Linked DNA regions of Homo sapiens: regions 1 and 2 are each linked to region 3. A link is a loop called in an ENCODE intact Hi-C map of the cell type or tissue named here. Cell type or tissue: psoas muscle. All regions are shown on one strand.

What was found. Peaks named below come from ENCODE experiments on the same cell type or tissue, not always from the same donor. Only the 100,000 strongest peaks of a DNase experiment are listed, where the experiment ranks them.
Region 1: it touches region 3 in a loop (4-fold over the local background); 6 of 110 quality-filtered maps call a loop at or near these places.
Region 2: it touches region 3 in a loop (2.1-fold over the local background); 3 of 110 quality-filtered maps call a loop at or near these places.

The regions. Positions count from the first base shown.
Region 1 is chr18:26,862,050-26,864,549 of GRCh38, forward strand. AQP4 (aquaporin 4) reads right to left here. Exons shown (of 5, transcript NM_001650.7): 2 at 133-547. Among named protein-coding and RNA genes, the nearest start is that of AQP4-AS1, 2.0 kb to the right of the region's middle. RefSeq lists an enhancer at 907-1,407. In psoas muscle, no CTCF peak of the experiment used is centred here; a DNase peak (open chromatin) is centred at 1,242; H3K4me3 peaks cover 1,460 bases; H3K27ac peaks cover 1,514 bases.
Region 2 is chr18:26,923,896-26,926,395 of GRCh38, forward strand. All of the region lies in intron 5 of CHST9 (carbohydrate sulfotransferase 9), which reads right to left. It overlaps AQP4-AS1 (AQP4 antisense RNA 1), which reads left to right. Exons shown (of 8, transcript NR_026908.1): 3 at 865-950; 4 at 1,922-1,967. Among named protein-coding and RNA genes, the nearest start is that of AQP4, 59 kb to the left of the region's middle. In psoas muscle, no CTCF peak of the experiment used is centred here; no DNase peak of the experiment used is centred here.
Region 3 is chr18:26,970,567-26,973,066 of GRCh38, forward strand. The region is part of intron 4 of CHST9 (carbohydrate sulfotransferase 9); the gene reads right to left. All of the region lies in intron 1 of LOC124904275 (a long non-coding RNA gene), which reads left to right. Among named protein-coding and RNA genes, the nearest start is that of AQP4, 110 kb to the left of the region's middle. In psoas muscle, no CTCF peak of the experiment used is centred here; a DNase peak (open chromatin) is centred at 1,135; H3K27ac peaks cover 1,237 bases.

The DNA of each region.
Region 1 (2,500 bases), 110 kb before region 3:
TAAGAATCATCAAAAATTCCCTAGGAGTAAATTAGCTATTTTAGGGATGTGCCTCATGCCACCAAGGCATTATTTAGCAAAGAGTTTGCAAGAAGCTTGGAGTCCTAGTTTGAAAATAGCTAAAGATGCTACCATGGTGACTCCCAGGCCTCCCACCACACTGGGAGGTGTGACCAGATAGAGGATTCCTGCTCCAATGATGGCCCCCAGGCACTGGGCTGCGATGTAGAAGACAGACTTGGCGATGCTGATCTTCCTGGTGCACACCATGGCCACAGTCACTGCAGGGTTGATGTGGCCACCGCTGATATGGCCAAAGCACTGCACCATGGTTGCAATGCTGAGTCCAAAGCAAAGGGAGATGAGAACCATGTCGACCGGTAAAGGCTTTTCTGTTCCACCCCAGTTGATGGTGGATCCCAGGCTGAGGAGAACAAAAATAAGCATGGCCAGAAATTCCGCTGTGACTGCTTTCCAGAAAGCTTGAGTCCAGACCCCTTTGAAAGCCACCATGATGTTCTCTCTGGTACACAAAGGTCCACACTTACTGAAAAGAGAAACAAATCAGCATCAGAAGCCACTACACCCAGGTTTATGAATTTAGGTGAAGGGAACAAGGCCTGCCATCTTCGGGTACTGTGGGCAGGGGCTGCCAGGCGTGATTTGCACACCAAGAAAGAATGCTTCTGCTAAAGCTCCTTCATGAATAGTCAAGAGACTGTTATTCTAGTCTCCTTTCATTTAATATTCAAAGATCATCCAGTTTCACGGAAAATTATCCAAACTGTCCCTAGAAAGGAAAAATGTCTAAATCAAATTCCTTAAAATATTAAGAATAAAATATATTTACCTTGTACTTAATTCCCTTAGAGCAAGTTTTTAAGTTTCGAGTACATTTTATATGCTACTTACATTTCGAACATAAAGCATTAAAACAAGGTGTGCGTGGGGGGGGGGGGTCGTCTTTTCTAGCTTTGCATTTGATTGCTTTGAAATGGCATTCTGAAAATCTCCCCCTCCCCCCAGACTCTGGATTAGGGGGAAGCCTTCTAGGAAACCAGGGTGCTGAAGGCTGTCTTTTGAGAAAGTGAACTCATTGAGGGGAGAGGAGCTTCTGGTGACTAGCAAGGGCGATGGGAACAGGCAGGGCCTCAGCTGGGACAGCGACACTCCCTCCCTCTCCTTTGCGCCAGGAACGAGCAGGCTGCCAGCGGGAGGAGTCCGGGAGCTGAGCCTGCCCAAGGGACACGCGCACCGCCCAGATCTGGGAGCGCGGCACGGGGACGTGTAAACCTCCGTCCCCAGGGAGCCTGGAGCACCTCTCAGAGGGCGGAGCAGCGGCCATTCCCGGCCCGTGGCAGGCTCCCGGGCGGCGGCCAGGTGCACACGCAGAAGCGGCCCCGCGAGCTCGCCCGCCTGCCCGCCGGCCCGGTGCATCCTGGCCGCTGGAGGTGGGGAGAGATGGGAGTGGGGGATGCTTTTAGGGGAGGAAGGACAGCCTCTCCTCGTGCCCGACCCTCTCTCACCCCTTGACCCTGACCGTACAATGCAGATAAACCTGCCAAAGGGAGCCTGGAGGCTGGGGTGTGCCAGCAATGCCCCGGTACCTTTCCTGCCTTCATGGTGCAGAGCTCGGGAAGTCAGGAAAAGCGGGTGTGGTTAGGGAAACTGTGGGCCCCTGAGCAGAAGGCTCTATGGAAAACGGCTTTTCTCTACGGTCTTTTTGATGGCTTTCTGTTACATGGGCCTATAGGACAGTGTGTCTCACCTTGTGGAGCTTCTCTGGGGAGGGTGGTGGGCAGGGAGTCTGGGAGAGGGAGGACGCCTTCTCCTCCCGTCTATATCCCTCTTGCTGTCATTAGATCTTTGGAGCAGAGAAGGGGTGGTTTGACGATATTGATGCCAACTGCTCATTCTGGCAGGAAATGGCTAGGATTCCCCTTTTGGGGGGGGGGGGCAATTACCCCAGTTACCCTATCATCTAAGACTTTTGCCCTTGTCCTTTGCCTGTGATAGTCATGAGAGCCAAGAAGTATGGAGAGTATTTACCAGAGAATCTAATTGCAGAGGACCACGTAAGGGGTTAGGCAAGAAAGCCAAGTACTTTAAGAGATTAGTATTATTGTGGCTTTCCCTTTGACAAATTGCGGGGCCCTCATTTCCCCATGTCACTGAATGTTCCCGGGAACCTGCTTTCTGCGTGGGTAGTGAGGAAATGCAGTGCCAAAAAGGGTGAGGGGAATTTCCAGCTCAGCCTAGCCCTTAGTTTGCTATGGGGCTTTGCTTTAGAGGTGGAGAGAGAAAAACCCTTTCTTGCCCAGGCCCGGGTGGCAGGATAAAGGAAGAGCTGGCTCCACAGGGGGGTGGCCAGCCACATCCCACGCATCCCCTGCCCCAGTGAAGCGAATCTCAGAAGTATGAAAAACCCCAGGTGGGATGACAACGACATCATACTCTCTAGAGGAAAAGAATGTAAAGAGACAAAAACGATGGTTGCAAT
Region 2 (2,500 bases), 47 kb before region 3:
GACTGAGGAGCTACCAGGTGGACAAGCCAGAGATGGCAAGGGCTGTACATCCTGACATCGAGTCTGCTTGGGGGCCAGACTCAGATGACAGGGAGAGGCAGGAGGGGTTGGGTGTCATTCCAGGAGGGCCTGGGCTGATATAAACAGTCAGACTTTACCATATATATGATGGGGATTTTCAATAAGGTCGTGACAAGATTCACGATTTAAAACATTCTGGGGCAGTGGGGAGGTGTGCCTGGGGGCAGAGGGATCTTCTGGAAGATGATTATGATTGTCCATCAGGAATCCTTAGGAGAGGAACTAAGACAATGGGGTAAGAATGAAGAAAAAGGGAGTTGAGACAAACTTAGGAAACTGCTCAGATTCGAAGCATAAGGGTGACAGAAGTGTAAAGAATGGCTCCCCATTTCCTCTCTGAGAGAAGAAATAGAAGTAGCAGTTTTTATGGGGGCCCTGGGGTGGGTGTGGGCATTCACTATCTTCGATTTCAGACCTCTTGAGTTTAAGGTGCCTTAGAGAGCTGGAGGTAGATAGCAGGACTGAAAAGCTGGGTATAGATTCAGGAGTTGTTGGCTGGTGGAGGTGCAGCTGGATTCATGGGCCTTGAAGGCACTGCCCAGGGAGTAATTTATAATATTACTCTTAATAATGTATCTTTTGTGATTTACCTTGAATCTAGATAGAAGTGCAGTTATATTTCTTCACACCATCAAGGAGACCTAATTGTCTCCAGTCATTGATAAGATAAATGATGGGAGAGGGTGGGGTGCTCAAAAGTCAGTCTTTTCTGGGGACACAGGTCAGTGTGTCTCTCCTGGGTCCCTCTGTGCCACAGCTACTCCTCTTAAATCTTGATTCCAGGGCTTCAGAAGCTGATGGCATAGTTATGAGAGGGGTGAAGACTGCGACTGCATTTCCAACAGACCCTGAGGACAATTGGGAAGAATGTGAGTACGGAGTCCTAATATCCAGTGCCATCTGCCCCATCTCGCTCTCCATCCTCACCCTTTGCCCTTCCACCTTCAGTTATTCATTAAACACGTGTTTTCTGAGCACAAACTGTGCTCCAGGTACTGGGCTGTGCGTTGGTGGTATAGCTAGCAAGACAGACTTGGTCCCTGATCTTACGGAGCATCCTTGTGGTCAGGGTGGGGTAGGGAGATACAAATAAGAAAACCAAAGTTATACTTATGGGAGGTAATGAGATGGAGAAAAAACTTGGTGCATTAAAGGACAAAAAAAAATTTGGCACAGGAAAACATGAAAGAGGAATCCTGGCTCGCAGGTGAGGGAGGGTATCTGGGAGAAACTATGAGCCAGGCAGAATCATTTCCATTTCCTGTCTCTGTGACTTATTTCCTCTCTCTTGAATATTCTTCTCCATTTTGTTTGCCTAGTTAATAGACTAGGGGGCATGGAGCAAGCTGGTTTAATCACTGCATCAAACAGAAGAGTAGATGCAGATAAGCTCATTTTACAGATTAAGAACCTGAGCTCAGAGAATTTAAATAATGTGCCAAGTTAACACAGCTATTGCTGGAGCTGGTGTCTCAAATCTCTGTCTTAGTCATGCCTGGCTTTTTTCAGCTGCATCATATATCAAGCAATCTATTTCTTGTTTAATGTCCATTAAATGAACTGATGTCAGGAAAGCACCAGGCATATGCCTGTTACAAGAGATAATGGTCGTTAAGAACATGGATTTTTGAGTCAGACAGAACTGGTTATGTGTCTTCTTCTATCGTTTTCTCTCTGGGTGACCTCGGTTATCTTATTTTGTTTTTCTGAGCTTCAGTTTCCTTATCTGGAAAATGAAGATAATAACAACATCTACCTTGTTGGATTATAGGAAATGCCTGTAGAGATTCCTTAATGTAAATATGTTCTCCATAAATATTAGATTTTTTTATTGATTTAGGCGCTGAATATTTTTGAGCAATTTCTATATGATAAGCAGTTTTTAGGTAAGTATTTGTTTTTTATTCTGCTTTTTTCATCTCTTTCTCCTCTTCCTTCTCTCTCACAACATGTAGCAAAGTTAAATGTTCAATGGCAATAAAAATGAGTGAGAAAAAAAGAGAAGGATAAGACACTTGAGAGACAGAAATGGGAAAGAGAAAAGATAAAATTAAGTGGAGGCAAAGGCAAAGAAAGAAAACAGAAGAAAAGAAATCACAATTATGGGTAACAGGGAGGAACAGTGAACACTTGAAGAGAGTGGGTAAAGAGAGAAACTACTGAATTACAGTCTTCTCCAAGCTATGAGCTTTAAAATATTTAAACTGCTTCAACACAAACCAGCTGTTTCTGTTGTGAGGCTATTCAAGTTGATCCAAAAAGCTAATTTCTATGGTCCTCTTGGATTCAAGGATTGAAACTATGGTTTTATTTGCCAGTTCTTTCCATTTTTGGATTTAATTCCTATTTTTTTTCTGCTTGAAGCCAAACAAGCTTAAAATATGAGGACTGAGGACATAACATAATGTGAATGTCAAGG
Region 3 (2,500 bases):
TACAGTCACATGCCACCACACCTGGCTAATTTTGTATTTTTTGTAGAGATGGGGTTTCACCATGTTGCCCAGGCAGGACTTGAGCTTCTGGGCCCAGGTGATCCTCCTGTCTCGGCCTCCCAAAGTGCTGGGATTATAGGCGTGAGCCAATGCGCCTGGCTGAGGAAGGTATCATCATAATTGCCACCTCATAAATAAGGAAACTGAAGCATGGGGAAGTTAACTGACTCATCTAAAGTCGTGGAGCCAGCACATAGACATCCATCACTGCAATCAAAGAAATCTGGCCTCTACCCATGGTGATATATGTTACCTTCTAATGTTTCAAGATCTATTCCTGCTTGTGTGTGATTGAATGTTGTTCCTTCTGGCAGAAATCTTTTCTCAGCTCTATTTTTGCTTGTCTATGTCCTCAAGGCCCAGCTCAGGTAGCCTCCTATCCCCTTCTCTCACCAGCCTCATCCTCATTAGTGGCTTCCACCCCTGAACTCTCAGGACAGTTTTAGGATGTATCACCCACTACTACACAGTGGAGCAGATGATTCTGAGCACATCTTCTGTTTCTGCAACTAGATTGCAAACTACCTTAAGGTAGACACAGTGGCTTATTCCTCTGGGGCCCTAAGAAAGACCTAACTTGCATAGTAGGTACTTAATGTTGATTGTTGACCATGTCAGTCATAGAACACTCACTCAATGGAATAAAGCTGGTGTCTAGATATTGGTGACAACTTTAGCACATTTAAATTTAAAGTATGCTGTGTAAAAATTTCAGAATAAAGACAGAGAAATTCACTCAACAAACACTTATGGAGCATATGCTGTGCACCTGGCATTGTTGTCAGTACTCAGGAGGCATTCCTGAACATGTGAGACATAGTCAGAATAGACTAGGTTGTGTTGCAATAACAAACAATTGCCAAGTCACAGTGGCTTAAAAGGAAAGGTTTATTCATTTATCATACTCTATGTCCTTTGATGGCTGCCAGGGGAATAATGTTCGAATTAATCACTCAGGGAGCAAGCCCAGTGGAGCAGCTTCCATCTAGAAAGGTGCAGATGCTGTGTCAGAGGGAGGAATGGACGTGGCAGATGTGCTGGCTGCAAAGAGCTCTGCCCGCAGCAGCAGCACGCATCCCTTCTGCTCACTTTCTATTGGCCAAAGCAAGTCACACAGCCACGCCCAGCTCGGGGGGCGGGCAGGGAAATCCACTCCTCCACTAGACCTGGAAGGACAGAGCGCCCATGGCTATGGATAGCTCCCACGGCTATGGATAGCTCCCACGACTCCCCACAGACAAAGATTTCTGCCTGGTGGAGCTTATTCCAGTCTCTGAAGGGGAACACAGACAATAAGTAATAGACACGATAGGTAAGTAAATGGTAGAACATGTTAGAAGATGACAAGTATTATGGCGGAAAAAAAGCAGAGTTTGGTGAGGAGGTTGTGATGGAGGTGTGGCAGGGGTGTGGAGGGGAATGGGGTTTTCATTAAGATGGTTACATTGGGCCAGACGCCGTGGCTCACGTCTGCAATCCCAGCACTTTGGGAGGCCGAGGCGGGCGGATCACTTGAGGTCAGGAGTTCCAGACCAGCCTGGCCAACATGGCGAAAACCCATCTCCACTAAAAACACAAAAATTATCCAGGCGTGATAGCACGGGCCTGTAGTCCCAGCTACTCGGGAGGGTGAGGCAAGAGAATCACTTGAACCTGGGAGGCGGAGGTTGTAGTGAGCCGAGATCGCACCACTGCACTCCAGCCCAGGTGACAGAGCAAGACTCCAACTCCAAAAAAAAAAAAAAAAAAAAAAAAGGAAGAAAAAATAGATGGTGACATTGAGCAAGGAATTGAAGGAGGTGACAGAGTCAGTCATGCAGCTATCCTGGGAGAAAGGGTTCTAGACAGAGGGAGCAGGAGCGCAAAAGCCCTAAAGGGAGAGAGAGCATGGCCGTGTGTTTAGGCAGCAAGGAAGCCAGTGTGGTGGAGCAGATGGGGACCGACAGAGTTTGGGGCATGAGGCCTTGGGGATTCCACCTTTTCCTGCGAATGGTACAAGGAGCCGTGTCAGAATTGGAGGCAGAAAAATAACCCGATTTCACTAACTTGATAAAGGATCTGTGTTGGGAATGGACTCTGGGAGGGTAAAGATGGAGGCAGGGGGCGGCGGCGAGCAAGACAGTGATCCAGATGAGAGCTGAGGCGGCTCACCCGGGGATGGCGCTTTTCCTTGCCACGGGCTCTGATACCAGATTTCCTTTCAAGTGTGTGTTTTAAAATGCAGTTTTGGCTTCCAACACTGCGTGGCACTAAGAATGAAATCCAGTTTCTTCCCACGACCCAGAAGACGGCCGAGCTTCACCCTCTGGCTTCACCCCCTGGCACCCCGCTCCTCGTTTACTGAAGCCAGCTACACTGGCCTCCTTTTGGTCACTTGATTACAACAAATTCTTCCAGCCTCGCGGACATTCCCTTTACCTAGAACATGTTCTCTCCTTTT